Linked DNA regions of Homo sapiens: all the other regions are linked to region 1. Evidence: chromatin loops called from intact Hi-C (ENCODE). Cell type or tissue: PC-9. All regions are shown on one strand. Region 1 holds the start of LOC112268106 (a long non-coding RNA gene). Region 2 has its middle 140 kb from the start of LINC00373. Region 3 overlaps LOC105370307 (a long non-coding RNA gene).

Region 1 (8,000 bases):
TGTAAATATATTATTACAGGTGAGATATATTTATTGGTCAAGTTTTCATTTTTATATATCAATTTTTAAATTTAATATTTAAAACTGTAGTCTGCATATCACCGATGAACTTTTCATGCATGAAACATGCTAGTCAGAGTATTATAGTATCCTAAAAGAAATTTGCTAATCAGTTAACCTAGGATTACTGACACCCTTCAGATTTTGTTTCAATAGGCAGGTACTAAATTGAAAATATGCAGAAATTTTGGTTTCAATATCCATTATTATGTATTGTTTTTAATGAAGTATACAATAAGATTTTTGAAAAGTGTGTTAGTTGAGAATGCTAGAAATGATCACTAGTAGTAGAAATTAATTTGTCAGTAAAAATCTAAAATATGTACACTCCAGAACACCAAAAACCACAGAATTTTGCTGCTCGCATAAATATATATGAATATAAATATGATTAAATATTGAAGTATTACAATCAAGAAAGAATTGAACTTGTATGTTAATATCTTGAAAAAATTATTTAAATATACAAATCGCAAATAAGTTTGTCAATGTGGACCAGGTATAAATGAGTCTTCAAAATAAAGCCACAATGTCATCTGTGCATATGTTAAACTAAAATTAAAAACAACAAAAATGAAAAATATCCTTCAAAACAATGGTTCATAACTTCTACTTTTAGAAACATGAAATTTTAAAGTATATACATGTTTATTTTATAATAGAAATGTACAATATTTCTTCATGATTACTAATAAAGATGCCAAAAAAAAAAAAAAAAAAAAACCTCAGTGGAAGATTTCCATTCAACATATCTCTATGACTATTACTTGACTATTACTTTCTTGTATAAAATGACTCTACTAACATCTAATAAAAATGGATCTGACATACTTAGCATTGTGCAATATATCATAACATTTTGTTTAGATCTCTAAAAAATCAAATTATTTTATATTTGCATTACATCAACTTTCTATAAAATATTTCTATTTTAATCTTCAGAAATTATTTTAGGAAATAGTCTAAATCTCTCAAACTTGGAGTTAAATGTTGTTCTTTTAATACTAGTACAGTTTTTATAATGCTAGTACAATTAACACCAGAAGTATTTGACCTGTGCTAGTAAGCCATGGTCTGCTAAAACCGGAGGAAGAAAAGAAAAGTACTGTATTATTGTCACATTCAAAAATTTTACTGCATCAAATTTTCTGTCCCCAATCTAACATTCCTAAAACATTAAAATAAGAGTATAATTTGAAATCCTTGAAAATATTAAAATGTAAAAAAACTTGGGAAAAATGTGTGTGTAATAACTCCTTGATAATCCATCTATTTTTGTATGTCATATACATGCTACATATATTCATGGAAATATATATGGTTAGTCATAGAAAGGCATTACATTGAATTGAAATTAATAATTATAATGTACAGCTGCAATATCAATGGATATAAAGTTTATGAGGATATAGATGTTAGACAATTATTTTTAGGCACATGACTAATGTCTATCCAACTACTTTAATTTTATTCTCACATATTTATTTGCAATAGTGGAGAATCTCAAAGGGTTTGTAGAAACTTATGCATAAATAAAACTGTTAATATGGTACAGTTTATACTTTTGCAACATTTTATTCTCTTTGAAAATTAATTAATTAACTGTGCCTGGTTCTAGTATTTAAATCTGTTGCTTTGATGTTCCTAGTTCCTTTTTCTTAGTGTAAAATTTATTCTTAAAAGTAGTCATTCCAGGTATCTTGCCATGCCTGCAAATATCTTAAATTGGAGCCATCTGAAAAGTGCAAGAAGAGCACATTTCCAAATGAATTGACAGAATATTTGTGATTTGCTATGTTATCATTAATCTGGAGTCATGTGACTTTGGGAACCATCGATGGAACTCTTCAAATTAAATAGCCAGATTTTGGCATTTCAAACTAGGACTAAACTATGTTCACTCTTTCCCTTGCCTTATTGAAAAATAATGAAGAAAAAAGATAAAAAAGAGAAAGGAGGGAAGGAGCAGATGTAAGGAAACAAGAAATAATAGAATAGAAAAAGAAAATAATGAATATTAATTTGAATATTTTGCCAACAAAACAAGGTAGTAACACAAATATAACTAATACCTAAGGCCAGAAACTGCGATCTTGGATTAAATTCTTAAATGGTAACTTTTTTCACAGTACGTGTGGATGTTCTCATTACAAACTAGTTTGATTTTCTTACTAGTATTGAGGAAACAGTGGTGAGGAACAGACTTGAGTTCCCAGGAAATTTGTCAAAAATTTCCACTTTTCATGTGTAAAGGTGATAATCTTCACTAAACAGAAGACATGTTCCAAGTCGGCTATCTATGCTAAGGTGGTTTAACTTACAACTTCAATCAATAGTTTAGCTGTAAATGATTTTTTATATTAGCATTCAAATTATCTACATTTTCTTGGAATATGTTTATTTTTTCTTATATAATTTAAGTATTTACATTATAATCACATAGACATAGAAATAATATTTTGTAATATCTACCTCTAAATATATGAGATTTATGCAACATATTAAATCGAACAAGCACAAAGAGTAAGCTTAGTGTGCATCCAAATTTAATTGGTGCCTGAAACATTACATATTTTCTTCCTCAAAATTCTGTGAAGAGAATTTTCTTACTCCAGTCATATACTACTGATATGCCCATTCCAATTATCTACTCAGTGAGCAACTTAAATCAACAAAAATCAAATATTCAACACTATACAACCTATATTCTAATTTATGAGTTAATGTATTAGCAGGAAGACGTTGGTAGGAGAAAAATGATTCATTTTTTAATTCTGTGCAGTTTCATGATTCTGAGATGATAAAAAATTTTTCACATTTATGAAAGTCAGGATGAATTTACTTTTATTTTCTTAACACAGTGGGAAAATATAATATAAAAATTAAGGGGAACTTCTAAAAATCAATCTATAAATGTTATTTTGAAGATTAAAATAAAATATTGGACATCTTAGGAAGAGTAAGATAGAAATGAACCACCTAAAGGGAGTATATGTGACAAAATGATGTAAAATAATGCTGGTTTTACAATAAAATTTTGTAAATCTTTGAAAAATACATCACTAAACTTTCTTTGAAAGTTACTTATATTGCCCAGAACTAAGTCATTAATTTTATGTAATTCTTATCTTTTTATTTTATGCACCAATTAAGAAATAAAACTAAGTTACATGGAGGATTCCACTTTACATTTATATTTTATAATTTATAAAACTGTCATATCTATATATAATAAGGTTGAGGAAGTGATACTGACATTAAAAAAATAACTTCCTGCTGCTGTGAAGAATAATACCAATCTCAATTTTGAAGTCAAATGCTAGTATTTTTTTTTTCTTTTCTAATCTTGGATCTAATATAGAGGAGGTAGATGAAGAGCAAGCAATGCACTTTTCTTCATGATAATACCATGACATTATTAAGCTTATTCCTTTCCCCTTTGAAAAAAAAATTAGAAAGGAAAATGTTGCAAAGAATATGAACAGCTTACTGTACTTGGTCAATGTAGCATTACAATTTGTTTTTTTTTTAATCCTCCGGGAAACTGGTACCACCTGTTCAACCTGAATTCAAGTAGTTACTGTCAATTTTCTCATGGGTGAATGCTGCCTCTTTGTGGCAGAATGCCATGGAAATTGTTCTTTAAACACAAAGTTCATGAACAGCCCTTGATATTGTACAAATTCCAGGTGAAACTATGGGGAGATCCACCTATAGCAATGAAGCACATAATTGAAACATTTCTTATCCTTAAATTGTGTCTAAACTCACTAGAAAACCTTATTCAAAGATGACGAGCTCATATACACCATTTTGAGCATTTAGAATACTGATCAACTTTAGATAAGGAATCCATCATAACTGTTGAAGGTAGTTTTACACAAATTAAAAATATGAAAACTATGGAAAACTGTAGACTGAATAAATAATACTGATATGACAATTACATTGTATTAAGAGAAAAGTGAATATGCGATATATTACTTACCATGCTCCACGTAGTAGATGAATACTTCAGTAAGGAAAGAGTGTATATAATTGAAACTGCATTAATAAACACATTAAGCGACACATTTAGAAAATCATACTTCCCTGAACCAACAAAGGAATAAATTACTTATATATGTCATGTATGTTATATATATATATACTATATATAGTATATATATACTATATACTATATATATACTATATACTATATATATACTATATATACTATATATATACATATATACTATATATACTATATATATACTATATATATACTATATACTATATATATACTATATACTATATATACTATATACTATATATATACTATATACTTTACAATTTTGCTAATTAGGGGAAACACATTTTGTATTAGGAATAAAGTTTAGGAACTATTTCCTAAATTGTTAATGATGGAGATTCTATCAATCACACATAGTTAAGTCTTTTGCACCTTAAGTAATCATTACTTCCATCCCTCATATTTGACATAGTTATCAAGTGTTTATTCAGAAACTATTTAAAAAATTACATGTGCTGGGATACATATGAGACTGTAACAACAGTAGCCCCATCTTACAGATATCCTGTTTGTCATTATCATCATTGCTTGCTGCCCACAGGGATAAAGACATTGTATAGAGACTTGTACAGTCCATGATTTGGTCTTCTGAGGTGCCAGTACACGTGGATCTGTACAAATGCAACTGGGTTTGGTTAAACAATCGAAAATCGGCTACAATAGTAGTCAAATGAACATGTCATTTTGGTTCATTAATAAAAATACTTTCAAATATTTTCTAATAAAACCCAAAACTTGCAAACAATTCTCTCGGAATGGCCCAATCAATTGCCCTATTTTTTAAAATACATTGGGATACAATCAGCTCTGTTTTCTTAAAAGAAAATGCAGATTCAATTGGGTGGGTTGCATTGGCTTTTAAAGATTTAGCCATTAAATTCTCCACATTTTGAATGATTGAAAATGCCTTCCTGATACCACGTCAGTTTTAGAAATGCAGATCCTAATACAGTGTGACACCTCTGCAAAATCATAGGCTAAATAGTGAAGGAAAGAGGAATGCTAAATGTGCATATAAAAATAGGTGCTACAATAAAATATTTGTATATTTCATCAATAAGTTATTTTGACTAATCAATTATGGATCATATAGCTCTGTAATTTTAATGATTTGTCCACATCTATGGTGATCCTTTACAGGATCACAATACTTTTTTTTTAATTCAAATGTCCAGAATGCATACAAACACATCCTTTAAAAACAAAGAAAAGGAATGAGAAGGGAGGGGAGGGGAGGAGAGAAGGAGAGGGGCGGAAAAAGAGAACAAATTTCCTATTAAAGTTGGGGTGTGCTAATTTCTCCACAAAAGCCAGTTAGACCCACCCATGGCTTAAAAGGGGAGAAAGAGAGGTGGGGCAGGGGCGGGGGAGGGGGAGGAAGCAAAAGAGGAAGAGTAGAATCTATGCTCTGCCATCATCCACCATTCTTAGCACTTCCAACCACTACAAAAATGACTGTGACCTTTCACAGGTCACCCGCGCAGCAAATTGGCCTCCTTAAAGCCCTTCTCCACACCTGCCCCACACGCAAGAAGAGAAAGTGATGTGCCCAGTTTACACAAATGTTTCCCACGTGTAAATTTTAAAGGAAATTGCACACCCTTTTCGTATCTTCCACCGAAGCTGAGAAATCCCGTGCCAAGGCACTTCACCCTAAACGTTGAAACAACACAATTAATCAAATGTGTTCACTGTGTGTGTCTGCTTGCTTGTTTGTTTTAAATGCAAAAGCTCCAAGAGAGTTTCTTTGCTTTTAGAACTGGCTAAACGTGGTCTGTTTTTCCAGCACTTCGAGGTAGTCCGGCTCAACGTTTAGTTTTGCTTTTAACTCCAGATATTCGTTCCGGTTGGGTTCTACAAAGACAGCACTCGGGGGGCTGTAGAGCACCGGTTCCCGTAGCCTGCTGTCCCCTGCCCCCGGGTGCAAATACTGATGGGGGCGTCTCAGGTCATAGTTGGGGGAGAAAGTGTAAGCAGCGGGGCTGCACGGGAATTTGGGATATTCCGGGAGGCTATTGCCGGCGGGGGTGGTGGAGCAGTGTTTGTCTGGTTCTAAAATGCCCCTGTAAAAGCGGTCGGCGTCCTGCACCGGCGACAGCAGGTCCTCCCGGGGCTCGATGGTGCTGACGCTGTAGGCGGGGCTCCGCAAGTGGTGGCTTTCCCGCCTCTCCTCCTCCCCGGGCTGCAGCTGCAGCTGCGGCGGGGGCTGCTGCTGTGGCTGCTGCGGTGGCGGCGGCGGCTGCTGCTGCTGCTGCAGGTGGTGGTTGCTGCTGTAGGTGACCTTGAGCTCGTGCAGGTCTTTGTAATCCTCTACGGAGTTGCCCTCTCGGGAGCGGTAGATGGGGTTTTTGCACATGTGGCCCAGTGGGTGGGGGATGTATTCATACACGTGGCCCGCGGGCGTCTTCACCTTGGGCAGCGCGGGCCCGCGGTGATGCACGTGCGCGTGTGGGTGGCCGCCCGTGCCGCCGCCGCCGCCGTACACGCTGTACTGCATGTTAAAGGAGCTCACGTCGGAGTTGTTGGTGCTGGTGTGGTCGCTCTGGTTCTTCTTCCTGCGCTTCATGACCAGCACGAAGAGCCCGGCGGCCACGAAGACGGACATGATGAAAACCAGCAGGAGGCTGAGAATTAACACAGACAAGGGCACCGACGACGCCCCTCCGCCTGCGCCCAAGCTCGCGGGGGCCCCGGTGCTATTCAACCGGACCGCAGGAGTCACGGCGCTGGTCCTCGCAGGGACCTGGATAGAGGAGGGTGTGGGCGTGGAAACTACTACATCTGAATAGTCAGGGCACAGCAGCTCCGACTTAATGGAGCGCATGTCGGTCTCAGCGAATTTTTTGGGCGCCTTACAGATCACCTCGTCCACTAGGACGCCCACTTTGAGCTGCTCCACCCACAGCTTCATGCCCACAATGTCACAGGTACAATCCCAAGGATTGTCATGCAGGTCGATTTGGATGAGTGACTTCAGCTGGTCCAAAACTCCACTCACTGGCAAGGAGGTGAAGTGGTTACTCCTCAGGTTTAGCCTGAGGAGGGTCAAGCCAGAGAAGACGCCTGAGGGCATGGCCTGCAGGAGGTTGTTATTCAAGAATAGCAGCTGGAGGTTTGGGACCGGGTCAAAAGTTCCAGACTGAATCTCGCGGATGAGATTGTACTGGAGGAAGAGATACTGCAGGCTCTGCAGGCCATAGAATAACTCCGGGCTCAGCCTCTCGATCCTGTTGCCATTCAGGTAGAGGCGCCTCAGGTTGGTGAGATCCCCGAAAGCGCGGTCCTGGATCATCGAGATGCGGTTATTCCCCAGGTGCAGGAGGTCCAGCCCCGTGGCCTCCAGGAAGTCTGTCCTGCGCACGACAGCGATGTAGTTCTCTGTCAGATACATTTTCTTGGGATTGTAGGGCTTGGGCTGCAGTTCAGCGATGCTCTCGATCTTTCGCTCCTGGCAGTTTACGTTGAGGCCCAGATCAGAGATCTGCAGGTTGCAAGAGCACGCGGTGGGACACTCCAAAGGCACCGGGGATTTGGTCTGATAGGCGATGCTGGGGCCATAGTTGCTGTAGCCCAAGTCCTTAGAGGGCTGCCGAGAGGTGGGGCGCACCCTGGGCTTGTTGGGTTGGCGAGTCCCCTTAGGGGGCTTCAAAGGGGGTTTGTAAACAGCAGAGGAAGAAGTGGCCACAGAATTCACTGACGCCGGGGTGGTGTGTAAATACCCCGTGGTGCTCAAAGGCGTCTGCGGCCTCATCTCGTAGTCAGAAATAAGTCTCCTTGGGCAAAGTTCCTGCTTGGATACCTCGTCCAAGTCCCTTCCGTGTAAGCGGAAGGGGGTCTCACAAACTACATCCCCCACCAGGGCTGAATA
Region 2 (8,000 bases), 320 kb before region 1:
ATCAAATATAACAAAAGACATTACAACTGATACCACATAAATACAAAGATCATCAGAGACTATTACCAACTCTATGCTCACAAACTGGAAAACCTAGAGGAAACAGAAAAATTCCCCAAACATACCACTTTTTAAGATTTATCAAAAAGAAATAGAAAACCTGAATAGACCAATAATAATGAGTGGTGAGACTGTATCAGTTTTTAAAAATCTCCATACAAAGAAAAGCCCAGGAAGAGATGGATTAGCAGCTGAATTATTCTACCAATATGCAAAGAAGAACTAATAGAAATCCTCCTGAAATTGTCACAAAAAAAAAAAAAAAACAGCAAAGAGAGAATTATCCCTAACTTATTCTACAAGGCCAATATCTCTTTTATACTAAAATCAGACAAGCACACAATGAAAGAAGAAAACTGCAGACCAATATTCCTGATTAACATAGATGCAAAACCCTCACCAAAATACTATCCAATCAAATTCAACAGTGTATCATAAAGATAATACACGACAATCAAATGGGTTTTATACCAGAAATGCAAAGATAATTCAACATATGCAAATCAATAAATATGAACATTATATAAACAAAATTAAGTACAAAACTCATATGAGCATCCCAATAGATGTAAAAAAAGCATTTGATGAAATCCTGTGTGTCTTCATGCTAAACACCCTCAACAACTTAAGCATAGAAGAAACATGCCTTCAAGTGATATAGGCCAGAAGATGGCTGACTAGAAGCAGCTAGTGTGTGCCACTCCCAGAGAGAGGAGAGAGTGTGGTGAGTAAACACTATTTTTTGAACTGAATTGTCCAGAAGAGCACTTTGTGATTCATTAAGGAAGCAATAGGACCCACGGAGAACAGAGAAGTGAGATAGGACAGCCACCCACCTGGGATTGGCATGGAACAAAGGGAGGCTCCCTACCATAGGGAAATGGTGAGTGAGCAAGAGCGCCTGGCTCTTCTCACAGACACACTTCTGCCACAGGCCTTTGCAAACCTGGGCATAGGAAATCTCCCCTGATCCTCTTCCCTCCCTGGGACCTCCAGAGTGACAGAGAATGCTACATGGAGTACGAGCAGAGCCTCCACTAAGACACACAGAGTCCCAGGTGCCTTGGACCCCTGAGCACCTTGACACCAGTGACTGTAGCTCTACCAACAATGGAGGCCAGGCTTTTTCACACTCCCCAGGAAAGGGGCCCATCCATGGTGCTGAGGAGAAAATGGTCTGCAGGCTTGGCCTCTGCTACACCTCATTAGACAAAGACAATTGGCCTAGGACTTTAGCACAGCCACCCCAAGCTGCCTGAGCTCTTAGGCCTGTGGCAGTTCTGCATTTCCGTGGGACAGAACTCCCAGAAGTAAAACACAGGTCTGACATTTTTGCTGCTGCTGCAGCCCCCAACCCAACTGCCTTCAGGTTCCATAGGGAGCAGAGAGATGAAGGACTATTGCAGGCCTCCAGCACAACACAGCTGCCCTCCAGAAAAGTGGCCAGGCTGTGTTGCACGTGAACCCCTGATCCTGTAACTCCTCAGTGGCCAGGGTCTCTCAACCTGGCCCCCTAGCGCAGCTGCCCTGCCCCTGCCAAGGCACAGCATATCAGTTGGTGCGTGTTCTGCATTTGTCTGAGGAGTAAATATTAGAGACAATCCCCCTCCCTTCTGCCACTGCCAATGCAGCAGTAATGCCCTTACTGCCCTCTAACGGGGGAAGAAACAAGCAGCCTGAGTGCTTTACTCATACCTCCAGCATGCTAGTCACCACAGGGAATTGAGATGAGTCTCTCTTCTCAGTGAGTCCCCAACCCCCTGCTCTTCACCAGGCAGGGACCCCTGGCTTGGGCCTGAAATGCAGCCACCATGCCCTGGGCTGATTGTTCCCACTGGCAGATGCTCTTCATTGCTCTAGGGTGGAGCTCCAAGAGACAAGGAAAAGGCCTTCTCCCATTACCACTACCAAAGTCCTAGTCCCTGCTTCCCCCAAGCTTGAGAGGGAAAAAAGCCTGAGCTTGCCCCATGGCTGTGGTGCACAGCCCAAGAGTGACAAGCTAAGATCTGTAGCCAGCACTCAAGTAAGAGAGGAGTTCACACTCTCAGAGCCCTGAGGAGAAGCATGGCTACAAACAGGAGGAAATACAGAAGAGCTACATGGCTGAGCAAAAGCCTACCTAAAGGGCATTTTGCTTTACCGCCATCTACTGCATCACAGCCCAAACTTCAACAACAAAAAATACTTAGATTACTATATCCCCCTGTGAGACCAGGGACACAAATTCAGCCAAAAATAAAGATGCTGCACAAAGCCTTGGCCCTCTGAAAACATGTAGAAGTGAAGCCAACTGACTGTGCTCAAATTACACCAAGGTAAAGGGAACATTGGTCCACAGAGATGAGAAAGAACCAGTGCAAGAATTCTGGCAACTCTAAAAGCCAGAGTGTCTTCTTACCTCCAAACACCACAACAGCTCTCCAGCAATGGTTATTAATCAGAAGGAAATAGCTGAAGTAAAAGACATAGAATCTGGAGTCTGGATAGCAATTAAGATCCTTGAGATTCAGAAGAATGTTGAAACAAATTCCAAGGATTCTATGGAATCCAGTTGTATTAGTCAGTTCTCACATTGCTGTAAAAAATAACTTAGGCTGGGGTAATTTATAAAGAAAATAGGTTTAATTGGCTCATGATTCTGCAGGCTGTGCAGGAAGCATGGCAACAACTGCTCAGCTTCTTGGGAGGCTTCAGGAAATTTACAATCATGGCAGAAGGTGAAGGGGAAGCCGGCACTTCACATGGCCAGAGCAGGAGGAAGTGAGAGAGCAGGGGAGTTGCCAGACACTTTCAAATGACCATATCTCATAAGAATTCACTCTCTATCACAAGAACAGCACCAAGGGGGGAATTCTGCTCCCATGATCCAATCGCCTCCAACCAGACCCTGCCTCCAATATTGGGGATTAAAATTTGACATGAGATTTTGGCAAGGACACAGGCCCAAACCGTATTATTTCCTCCGTTGGCCCCTCTCAAATCTCATGTCCTTCTCACAACAGTCCCCCAAAGTCTTAACTCATTCCAGCCTTAACTCAAAAATTCCAAAGTCCAAAGTCTCATCTGAGATGAGACTAGTTCCTTCTGTCCTGAGCCTGTAAAATAAAAAATTAGTTACTTCCAAGATATAATGGGGGTAAGGTAGTAGGTAAATATTCCCATTCTAAAAGGGAAAAATCAGCCAAAAAAAAAAGGGGGTGGGGCTAAAGGCCCCGTGCAAGTCTGAAACCCAGCAGGGAAGTCACTAAACTGTAAAGCTCCAGGATAATCTCCTTTGAATTCATGCTCCACATCCAGAATTCATTGGTGTGAGGGGTGGGCTCCCAAGGCCTTGGGCAGCTCTGCCCCTGTGGCTTTGCAGGGTTCAGTCCCCATAGCTGCTGTCATGGGCTGCTGTTGAACACTTGTAATTTTTCCAGAGACATAGTGCAACCTGTCAGTGACTCTACCATTCCAGGGTCTGGAGAATGGTGGCCCTTTTCTTACAGCTCCACTAGGCAGTGCCCCAGTGGGTACTCTGTGTAGAGGCTCCAACCTCACACTTCCCCTCCTCACTGTTCTACTGTGGGTTCTCCATGATGGCTCCATCCCTGCAGCTGGCTTCTGCCTGAACATTCTGGATTTTCCATACATCCTCCAAAATATAGGCAAAGGATCCCAAGCCTCAACTCTTGCATTCTGTGCACCCACAGGCTTACCACCACATGGAAACCACAAAGGTTTATGGCTTGCACCCTCTAAAGCAGTGGCCTGTGCTGTATGTAGGTCCCTTTAGCCATGGCTGGAGCTGGAGTGACTGGGATGCAGGCAGTAGTGTCCTGATGCTGCACAGGGCAGTGACACCACCGGCCTGGCCCATGAAACCATTCTTTACTCCTAGGCCTCTTGGCCTGTGATGGGAGGGTCTGCCATGAAGGTCTCTGAAATGCCTTCAAGGCAAAACAATTCAACATGACATTTGGGTGGGAAAACAGACCCACACCAAAGCACCAGTAAAATGTTTCAAGAGAAGAAAGATAAAATAGCCATTTTAATGAGGAGCTGAACTGAGCTGATTGAACTGAAAAACTCACTACAAATATTTCATAACAAAATTTAAAGTTTTAGCAGCATAGTAGACCAAGCTGAGGAAAGAATTTCTGAGTTTGAATGCTGGTTCTTCAAATTAACTCAGTCAGAAAAAAAAATTAGAAAAAATAATTTAAAAATGAACAAAACTCCTGAGAAATATGAGATTATGTACAGATAACAAATCTACAAATCATTTGCATTCTTGAAAGAGAGGGAGAGAGAACAAGTAGCCTGGAAATTCTATTTGAGGATACTGCCCACAAAAACTGCACCCCCACCCCCGAGAGAGATTGACATGCAAATTCAGGAAGTTCAAAGGACCCCCACAAGATACTAAATGAAAAGACCATCCCCAAGACACACAGTTATGAGATTCTTCAAGGTCAGAACAAAAGAAAAAATATGAAAGGCAAATAGAAAGAAGGGGCAGATTACTTACAAAGGGAACCTCATCAGGCCAACAGCAGATCTTTCAACAGAAACCTTACAAGACAGAAGAGATTGGGGGCCTATATTCAGCATCCTTAAGGAAAAGAAAACTCCAACCAAGAATTTGAGTAAAGGAGAAATACAATTCTTTTCAGACAAGCAAATTCTAATCAAATTCCTTACCAACAGGCCTGTATAACAAGAGGTCCTTAAGGTAGCATGCAGCACGGAAATGAAAGGTCATTTCCAGCCATCACAAAAGCACAGTCAGGTATATAGACCATCGATATTATAAAACAAATCCCCAATCAAGTCTACATGTAAAAACAGCTAACATCATGATGACAATCAAATCTGCACATGTCAATATTAGACTTAAGTATAAATAGGTTAAACATCCTACCTAAAAGGTACAGAGTGGCAAGTTGGATAAAGAAGCAAGACCCAACTCTAGGCTGTCTTCAAGAGATCCATCTCACATGGAAGGACACCCATAGGCTCAAAGTAAAAGGATGGAGAAAGATATATCAAGCAATAGGAAATTTTTAAAAAGCAGGGCTTGCTATTTTTATTTTAGACAAAATCAACTTTAAACCAACAGCAATCAAAAAAGACAAAGCAGGACACTATATAATGATAAAAAATTCAGTTCAACAAGAAGACTTAACTATCCTAAATATATATGCACCCAACATTGGAGCACATAGATTGATAAAACAAAATCTTAGAGATTGGCAAAGAGACTTTCATTACCACTCAGTAATAGTGAGAGACTTCAACTCCCCAGCAAATGTATTGGGCAGATCATCAGGGAAGAATACTAACAAAGCTATTTGGGACCTAAACTAGTTACTAGACCAAATGGATCTAAGAGACAACTACAGAACAATCCACATAACAAAAACAGAATACACGTTCTTCTCATTTGTAAATGGCACATACTCTAAAATTTATCTTATACTTGCCATAAAGCAATTCTCAACAAATTAAAAATTAAAAAAAAATCATACCAACACCACGGGGCCACAGTGCAATAGAAACAGAAATCAGACTAAGAAAATCTCTGAAAACCATACAATTATATGGGAGTTAAACAATTTGCTCCTGAATTTTGGGTAAATAATAAAATTAAGGCAGAAATCAAGAAATTCTTTGAAACTAATGAAAACAAAGACACCACGTATCAGAATCTCTCAGACACAGCTAAAGCAGTGTTAAGAGAAAAGATAATAATGCTAAACACTTACATTAAAAAATTAGAAAGAGCTCAAATAAACAAGCTAATATCACACCTAGCCAAACTTGAAAAGCAAAAGCAAACTAACCCCAAAGCTAGCAGAAAAAATAAATTAAACACAATCAGAACTAACCTGAATGAAATGGAAACAAGAAAACTCCATAGACTCTGCCCAAAGGCTCCTAGATCTAATAATAATAATAATAATAATAATAATAAAAGACTTCAACAATGTTTCAGGTTACAAAATCATGTACAAAAATTAGTCACATTTTTATACACCAATAATCATCCAGCTGAGAATAAAATCAAGAAGACAATCTTATTTACAATAGCTATCAAAAATTTAATACCTAAGAATGTAATTAATCAAACTGGTGTAAGATCTGTACAAGAAAACAGAAACACTGATGACAGAAATTGTAGATGACACGAACAAATGGAAAAACATCCTATGCTCATGGATTGAAAAAATCGATATTTTTGAATGAACATTTTGCCTCATGCAATCTATAGATGTAATGCAATTCCTATCACAATAACAATATTATTTTTCACAGAAAGCAAAAAACAATCCTAAAGTTCCTATGAAGCAAAAAAGAGCTTGGAATAACCAAGGCAATTCTAGGCACAAAGAGTAAATCTGGAGGCATCACATTTCCTGACTTAACAATGCTATAAGTAACCACAAAATCATGTTACTGGCATGAAAATCGACTTATAGCTTAATGGAACAGAATAGAGAACCCAGAAATAAAGACAATATGTACAGCCAACTTATATATACCAAAGTTACAAGAACATACATTGGGGAAAGAACACCCTTTTCAATAAACAGTGCTGGGAAAATTGGATGGCCTTATGCAGAAGAATGAAACAGGACCCCAATCTCTCACCATATAAAAAATCCAAAGCAAGATCTATCAAAGAGTAAAATGTAAGACCTGAAACTATAAACATATTAGAAGGAAACTTAGGGAAAACTCTGCTAGACATTGGTCTAGGCAACAAATTCATAGGTAAGACCTCAATATCACAGTCCACAAAAACAAAAATCAACAAATAGGACTAAATAAAACTATACATCTTCTGCACAGCAAAAGAAACATTCAATATAGTTGACAGCCAACTTGTAGAATAGGATAAAATATTTACCACATGTGCATCCAACAAGGTTCTAATATCCAGAATATACAGGGATCTCAGAAAAAATAAGTAACCTCATTTAAACATGGGCAAGGACCTGAATAGACACTTTTCAAAAGGAGACATACAAATGTCCAGCAGATATATGAAAAAATGTTCAACATCACTAATAATCAGGGAAATGCAAGTTAACACCACAATGATGCATCATCTTACTCCAGTCAGGAAGACCATCATTAATAATAATTTCAAAAAAAGATGTTGTCAAGAATGTGTAGACAAGGGAATGCTTATACACTGTTGGTTAGAATGTAAATTAATGCAACATCTATAGAAAGCATTATTGATGTTTCTCAAAGAACTAAAAATACAACTACTATTCAATTCAGCACTCCCACTACTACTTATCTACCCAAAGGAAAAGAAATCATTGTAAAAAAAAACTGCACTTTTATGTTGATCACAGAATTATTCACAATAGTGAACATATGGAATCAACCTAAGTGTTCATCAAACCATGATTGGATAAATAAAATGTGATACATATATATAATGGAATACTACTCAGTTTTAAAAATAATGAAATCATGTATTTTGTACACCATGAATGGAACTGGCAGCCATTATTTTAGTGAGTCAGGCAAGACACAGAAAAACAAAAATGGCTTATTTCAGTTACAATTTGGAGCTAAATAATGAGTGCACGTGGATGTAGAGTGTAGAATGATAGACAATAGTGTCTTGGAAGGGCGAGGGTGTGGGAGGCAGGTAGAGGATGAAAAACTACTTAATGGGTAGAATGTACACAGTTTGGGTGATGGATACCCTAAATGCTCTGACTTCACCACTGTGCAATCTATGCATTTAACAAAATTAAACCTGTACCTCATAAATTTATATAAATTTTAAAAAGGAAACCACCAGAATGTATATATAATCATTATCAAAATATGTGTCACAGATAATATTTTATTGCACTAAAGGATTTCACCAGAACAACTATTGTAGAAGGATAGTATATTCGAAATCATCATTTAGCCTTTTTCTGAAATATTCT
Region 3 (8,000 bases), 1.4 Mb before region 1:
TCTTGCTGCATCCTCACATGGTGGAATGAGCCAATTAGCTCCCTTTGGTCTTTTTCATAAGAGCACTAATTCCATTCATAGGGCTTCATCAACACGATCTAATTACCTCCTAAAGGCCCACATCTTAGTGAAATCACATTGGGGTTAGATTTTAACAAATGGATTTAGGGGAGATACAAACATTCAAACCACAGCAGCAATCTTTCATTTAATACATGGATTTTCATTTCATTTAATATACTGCATAGACAACGGCAGTATATCCTAATTGAGTATTGCCTCTGAGTTGGAGCTTATCTGTGCTTTCAATAAGGCAATCCAACACTCAGAAGTCCAGAAGCTTCTGAGTAGTGTGGATGTGATACTGTCAGTAAATCCCAGGGACATGAGCCATCCTAAAACCTTACCACTGTATAGTGGGTCCACTGATCTGATTATGTGGCACCCCATGTCCATGGGATAAACAAGGACTAATCCTTAACATGGTGATATTAACTGAAGTTCTATGGGCAGATAAGGCAAACTGATATTCATAATATGTGTCTAGTTTTGTGAGAACACATTTCTGACTTTTTCAGAATGCAAGGTGACCAACATAGTTAACCTGCCATCAAGTGCCTATTGAGGTTTCAAGCCTGTGATACCTATTCAAATTATAGGCACAACATTGTTCTTTGTTGCTAGCAGATTATACAATTGGCATTAATCATAGTTGCATCAGTAAGTCTAAGTTGTTGGGCCAACATATAGAATCAATCTCTCTCAGCGTGACTACTTTGTTCATGTGCTCATTGTGCCAGTACTTGGGGGGCCAGTGACATAAACTGCTAATGTCAGTCAACCAGTTTACTTTGTCTATTTGGCTGTTTAGTACTTCTTCTACTAAATAGTATTTGTTCCAAATTATTAAACAAAGCAATCAAACCTCCTGCACTTGTATAGCCATGGTTTCACCGGATGGACCTTTCTTTCTCCAGTGTTATTGAGAAAAAAAATCCAGCCATTTCAATTTTTGTGGGAAAAGTGACTGCCAACTGTCGATATTTTGATTCCCAACTGTCAGTACTTTTTGAAATCTTTCTTCCTTTGTATAGTGCAAATTTCTGAAGCAAGAATCTTTCCAATCTCATACTTGGGGTATATAAAGTTGACCACAATGATTGAGGAATAAAATATTGGAAGGGATTTGGGGGTTTTGGCCTTCAGTAACCTGACTGTCACATACTCCTCTAAGTTTTCGTTAATGTGTCTCACTCTCAACCTCAGCTGCACCTGGTAACTCTTTGAGTTAGATGTACCTCTGAAAATAGGAAAGGTAAGTGCAATTCTACATACTAAATTCCCCTTAATCTTCTGCAGCTCTGCATCCAGCCAGGGGTGAGATAATAGAATAGAAGAGTTTAAAGTTTTATTATAAGGAGTTTCAATAAATCCTCTTTTCAGTGACATCATGAACCCCAGATTAACAGGTCTTGATGACTTCAATTCCTTAGATTTTTCTAGGATTTAGCCCTAGAAGTGGATCTGAAATCTATATAATTAACATATTTCTTCAAGAAATATGCTATCAAGCACATTTCAGGAAATATTTTGGATTCCAGTTTAAAAGTATATCTTAAATTCATCTATTTTTTTCAAGCTTCACTAGCCTAGTTTATGCTGCCTTGTTTTGGGGGTGCTTTCACAGTCACCGAACAAGTTTCTCTGCTCTTCTGGTTGCCTAACTGTAATAAATTCTTCACATGTTAATCTGGGTTACTATTTTGTGATGTAAATTATATTATGCCATTTTCTTTAATACCCATCTTTGGTTTTCAAGTGTAAAATCTTTCCATAGCTTCAAAACTTTCTAAGTAATATTATTTGCTTACCTTTTCAAATAACATATCACCTTCTCCATCTGTGACAGATTGAATTATTATTTCAGTTTATTGTTCTCTTTTTTCTTTATAAAAAAATAACTTCACTACCCCAATATTGAGCTTGGTTTTGTGTGTTAGCTTCAGTTGGAGGAAGGAGAGATATGATGTACACCGCATCCCAGTGAAGTTTAAATAGGTTTTCAAATGGGATTACCTGGTTCAGGTTAGTCTTTTCTTTCTTCTTTGGTCAGGAGAACATCATCTCTCACTTAGTGTCGACACCTTCAGTGAGGGTTCCAAAATGGGAAGAGATGGGTATCATAGCATAGGCTACAGTAGGCCTCTATCTTGGATCAGACATACAATTGACCTAGTTTCTACATTTAATCTATATTTAATCCTACAAGTAATTTTCATTGTTTTAAAAAACTGAGAGTTTAGAACTGTAACTTCAGCGAAGTCAACCAAAGCGCCCTCTTATATTCCAATCTCACTGGTCCTCTGTCACTTCTTACCAAATTCTCATCTGCTTCCCATCCTTAGGCCATCGTTTGAGTGTCTGCCTTTGCCTAATTCACTCATTAGACTTCAGATTCTTAAAGTCTCAGAATTAAATATAACTTCTCAGAGGTAACAAAACATTACATTACCATGTTCATTTACTTCAAACACTAACAATATTTGACAAGTTAAAAATATTTAATTGTTTCATTTACTATCTCCTCTGTGACATAGGGCAAATAATGTGTCTGCTTGCCTTTTGAAGCCTCACAGGTAGGAGACACTTAGGATGTATATGTTAAAATAATGAATAAGACCTTGGACATTTCCCACTTCTCAGTATGGTTCTAGGGAACTTTATAATAATAATAATCACAGTGATGCTTCTGAGAAAATAAGTAACCTCTTTCCTTTTCTCCATCGACTATCAGCTACAGACATTTCCTATTACATTTTGTATTATGCTGAATTTCAGCATTTTGAACTTTTTCTATTTTGGGTGTCAAAAAGTGAATATTCTCCAAGACTACCCTAACCAGGTTAACATTTTTGGAAAATTGCCATTCATCTGTAAATCTTAATGAAAAATTATTTCTCTTACATATTTTGGGCATGGATTGTCCTAGTGAAAACAAATCCATCACCTGCAATTGTGGAAGTTTCTCCACTATTCATCTTTGCTATTTTACCCTCGTGTTCCTCTTGAATGATAATCAAACTTTTTTCTACCACTGACCTCTGATACTCTCCACTTTTGATCTAGTGATAAATTGCCTTCCAGATTCTGATAAACTGCTCCTTAGGTAAAGTTGCAGCATAAAAGTTGCAAACTCTGATACTAAGAAAGCTCTTTCTTTTACAGAACTGACTCCTTCCTTACAAAATGCACAATCATATCAGGGAGTAGTCGATTAGGGCGATTCCCAACGTCAGTCACACAATGTAGAAGCCGTTGTTTCTTTTGACAGTCAAACCTGGTTCAACTTTCACCAGAACTTCTTAAGAACATGTACTTGTCAGTATTTGCTTGCACTCCGATTGTTAATAAACTTCCACTTCTTCTTTCATAGGGTTCTTAGATATCTCACACGTCACATAAAGTAGCTACATATCCATTTAACATGTTCTTAACATTGCTTAAGCGTAAATACATTTATTTTCTGAGCCTTTCCTAGTAGAAACCTTGTCCACTAGGAATAATCATAATACCTCTAGGCGGCAGTGTTGCCTAACACCATGAAGTCAGAAGGGAACCTCAGTTCTGACCCAAGCAGGAAGTTTTATCGTAACTTGTGAGTAGGCTGTATTTAGTAGGTTCAAAAATATTTAAATGCCAATGATTGCAAATATCAAATTAAGACTACCTGATCATAGCATATGTTAGTGAGAATCATTAACTCAGAGAAATGTGAATACAAATTTCTCATTATTAAATTTTTATGATTTCTCAATATCTAATGCATAGCTACACTAAACTTATGACTAGTTTTGGCTGAAGGTTTGTGGATCTTAGATAATAATGTTTGTTCTTTCTAAAATATTCTCTTTTGCTCAGAATATTTAAAATTTTCTTATTTTTATAAAACAATTATTTATTATTTATATAAAATATTTTCAAAACACAAAATTCTTATTTCAATTTTTATAGTCTTTAATAAAATCTCTCATACACAAATATGTATATTCTTGGGGAAAAAAACAAATATTCTAATGTGCTTTTCAATCAAATATTTCCATTAGGTAAATTGGTAAATTACCTTACATCTCAAATAATATAAAGGTCTCTTTTACACAAAATATATCATGAGTTTATACAATCATGCTGTTAATTCATTTATATGTGTATGTATTTAATTTTTAGTCTGATTTTTTAAAGAAAATTGCATAACAGTATTTTTAAAGGAGACAGTTTTTAAACGTAATAAAACTAAATTAAAATACATAATGATATGTCTGACAAAAAAATCAAAAAACAGAAAAATATTGACTCTGGCCTTCACACTCCAAATGGAATTGCCTCTCTTACCTATAGCCTATTCCAGGCTGAATTTATTTATTTTAGATTATCTAGTCTAGAGAAAAAAATCCAAAATAAGATAAATTACTGACTTCCTTATTTTATCATAGTGATGTTCCTGAAAGTTCTCTTCAGTACAGTTTCTGCTATTGTCTGTCTCTGAGTCTGTTTCTGAGGAAACCTGCCCTGGAGTATCTAAGAATGACTTAAATGGATGAAGCAAGTACTTATGCAAGTCAGTTCCTCAACATCAAAACAAAAACAAACAAAAATCCTTTTCCTTTTTTGTCTAGCTTAATGGATGAGGGGATCCTTTCGAATTTTTTATATTGTACATTGTATTGATAGTAACTAACTCAGTAACTAGAAAAATAGTAGAAGTATAATAAACATGCCTTAGATTAATATATATTTTGCATCTAGCTGTATTTCAAATAATATTAATGTAAATACTATTTTTTAATTCAGACTCAGAAATACTCAAGAATATAGCAAAAGTGAATTAATTTTTAACATTACTTATATTAACAGCCCTTCTCTAATTAATGAATGAAAACATTATCAATATTTTGAATATTTCCATTTCACATTTATCCAAATTTGTCAATTTTATAAAAATGTAGCCCCCCCAACTCCACTTATTTTTTTGCTTGTTTATCTTTTTAAAGGATAGGACATGTCCTCCATTGGGCCCTGGTGCTACTTTTCTAGATAACGTTTGGCAAGAAGTTTTATGATCATTAATATTATTTTCTAAGTAGACACTCCTTTTGTCTTAAATGTTATGAGATCTTTCTTGACACAGGGTCTTAAAATTATCCTGTATGTTATGATAGTTCATGTAACATAAGAGTTTGATTGATTCATGTAATCTGATGTTTCCAAGACTTGACTGATAATCAGAATTACTTGAAGAACTTTTGAAAAAACACATACTTCCTGGCCTGATAAAAAAAAATATGTGAGTACTTTTTCGATATTCAATTGTTATTGATTTAAGAATCTGTTTTTTAAAACATCTCCATGATGATTCAAATGTACAAACATATCTGGCAATAAAAAAATTGTAACTGTGAAGCTCTGTTATATAATACCGGTGAAAATCGTGGAAATTGAAGTTTCCCCAAGTTTTTAAGAAACACTTGGGTCTTCAGTAATTTTTTCTCTCAACTACAGTGAGACATTTCTATAACATATTAAATTTCATTGTCTGGTTTAGATTAAGCTATTTGACAAATGAAAATAAGTCGATAATATCATTTGGAAAATCAAATATATTTGTAGGCATAGATAAAGCTATGTTAGAAACTAAAAGTAAACGCGTGATTGTCTCTGAATTTATTTAATTATGCTCATATTTCACAGTTTCAAAACAGCCATCTGTTTATTTGATGCAGCAAGGAAAAGAATGTTTATTCTAACAACTTGCATACTATCAAAATAAAAAGACACACTAGAATAGAATAACTATTCTAGAATAACTATTCTAAGAAGATGCACTAGAATAGAACTATCTACAAATTAAATGGCATGCATTCAAACTGTGAGTAGGATAAAATGAAGATAAAAGGGATAAAATTAAAAAGATAAAAGGGAACATCAGATGATATATGATGATACATATCTGTGTGGTCTTTGGTTAATGAATTAACAAGATAAGGCAAAATGATAATAGTTTGTAGAATGACATGTTCTCATCATGTAGTCCATGCTGTAGGATAATACACAAGACTCCCAGCTCCCAGACCAAATTACTATTCCCCTAGCCAAGAGAACTGTTAGCTGTCAATGACTCACAGTCGAGTATCTCTCGGATATTTCAATCAGCTGAAAGGGCAGTGTGTATCTAATGATTAGTTATTAAAAGGTTTCGAAGGCCAGCCCCTTTTCTCATCTATGAGAACTCTTTTTGGTGAGACAATTCCTCATGGCAGTCCATCTCATTTGCACATCTTGCAAACAGAGGCATTAACTAGCTAAAGATATGTGCACATTGAACTAACTTGGAAGATAGAGATAGGACAATTTTCTGTGAAAAAAGGGAAGGTTTATTTAAAGTCTTGGAAGATAGAGATAGTATCTCCTTCACTAGCAATGTACAGGCATATTTATTGCCAGTATATAAGATTTTATTTCCTTAAGTTCAACTTACTTCATATGCAGCCATCCATCTTTTTCTAATGCATTGCCCCATGGAACTTGGCAAGGAAAACTGACACAAGTATTCCAGTGCTCATAACGTTCATTGTGAATAGCAAAATGCTTGTTCTCTGACCAAGGAGTCTCATGTCTCTGCCAGCCTCAATAAAACTGTAAGGGAATAACTTGTTAGCTTGCAAATACAGTAAAATCTCAGACTCTTCACCATTCTTGATAATCTGAAGATCTGTCCCAGCTCCAGATCTCCCTGTGGGATGAACTGTGACTTGTGTTGCAATCTCACTCTATATAAACTTTTTTACTCTGCCCAGTTCTGATTCCTTCATTCCACTGCAGTGATTTTCCTTGAAAGCACTCATTAATACAATTCCTATAGGCAATTGTCTGTATTAAAGATTATTTCTGAGGAAAGCTCATCAGAAAGCATGTGCTATGAGTGGTATGATGAACCAGATTCCATGATAGGATTTTGTGGCTGGATATGCTGATAATGAAATGGGAATTAGGATCTCATTACCAACAAACTGTGACATTTTACAGCAATGACTCTGTTGAAATAATTAATGTGGTAAACTAGAATGATATATTACACCGGTGGAGGCTTTATCAGTCAGGATTTAACCAGGGAAGAACCAGTAGGAGGTATACATAGTAAAGGTGCTACTGGGATTTGATCTCACCCAATTGTATATGAAAGCTGTTGTTTTTATAGTTGACAAGGAACTTTAAGTCCACAGGTCAGGCCCTTAAAAAAAGATAAGTAAGAGCAGGAACTCAGGAGAACACATGCCAGCTGCCTCTACTTATGTTCTTTGTGAAATAACTTTCCTAGAGGAGAAACTGACAACCTATGTCATGAAATTGTAGAGAAATCTGGCTCAGGAGTCAGTTAAGTTGAAGGAGGAATGTGGGTGAAATGGAGAATTTATACTCATGGCTGCTGTTCCATGCCAATAAAAGTAAGCCAGCAGATACGTGACGTGTGAGTTACAAAGGCACTTCCACTGCATTTCTGAAAGCAAAGAAAGCAACAGCAACGACAAAAACAACAAAAATATTCTGTTTCAAGTCTTCCTCTGAAATCTCACTGAAAAATATATCTGTGGACCACTCTAACCAGAAGCTTAAAGGAAAGGGAGTTCTGGGAAGCATACTTTAGCCTAACCAAGTTGACACAATATAAAGCTGTCACAGGTGAAATAACTAAGCACTGTAAAAGCTTTCAACTGTATTTGGAAATTCTTTAAGTGAGTTTTTCAATTTCAGAAGCTCTGATTGATTTCTTTTTAATGTTTATCTTTTTAATTTGTTTATTTAATTTAAAACTAAATAAAATTTAAAATTTAATGTTTATGTTAAACATGTTTTTAATATTTTATAGTAAAATATATGAAAATGTCTTTATATGTTCTATATATTTATTATGATTTATTTTTAATATGTTTATTCAGGGAAGTAGT

The links. Hi-C counts contacts between places; a loop is a spot of excess contacts. Peaks named below come from ENCODE experiments on the same cell type or tissue, not always from the same donor. Only the 100,000 strongest peaks of a DNase experiment are listed, where the experiment ranks them.
Region 2: a loop joins it to region 1, with 5 times the contacts of the local background. A loop is called at or near these places in 4 of 110 quality-filtered maps.
Region 3: a loop joins it to region 1, with 11 times the contacts of the local background. A loop is called at or near these places in 11 of 110 quality-filtered maps.

What each region holds. Positions count from the first base shown.
Region 1 is chr13:87,676,151-87,684,150 of GRCh38, reverse strand. SLITRK5 (SLIT and NTRK like family member 5) reads right to left here. Exons shown (of 2, transcript NM_001384609.1): 2 at 4,535-8,000. The coding sequence ends at 5,886. LOC112268106 (a long non-coding RNA gene) reads right to left here and starts at 4,211. Exons shown (of 3, transcript XR_002957486.2): 1 at 4,049-4,211. RefSeq lists an enhancer at 7,073-7,615. In PC-9, a CTCF peak has its summit at 3,675; a DNase peak (open chromatin) is centred at 3,630.
Region 2 is chr13:87,994,171-88,002,170 of GRCh38, reverse strand. No RefSeq gene overlaps it. Among named protein-coding and RNA genes, the nearest start is that of LINC00373, 140 kb to the left of the region's middle. In PC-9, no CTCF peak of the experiment used is centred here; no DNase peak of the experiment used is centred here.
Region 3 is chr13:89,062,652-89,070,651 of GRCh38, reverse strand. The region is part of intron 2 of LOC105370307 (a long non-coding RNA gene); the gene reads right to left. Among named protein-coding and RNA genes, the nearest start is that of LINC00440, 170 kb to the left of the region's middle. In PC-9, CTCF peaks have their summits at 3,395 and 3,596; no DNase peak of the experiment used is centred here.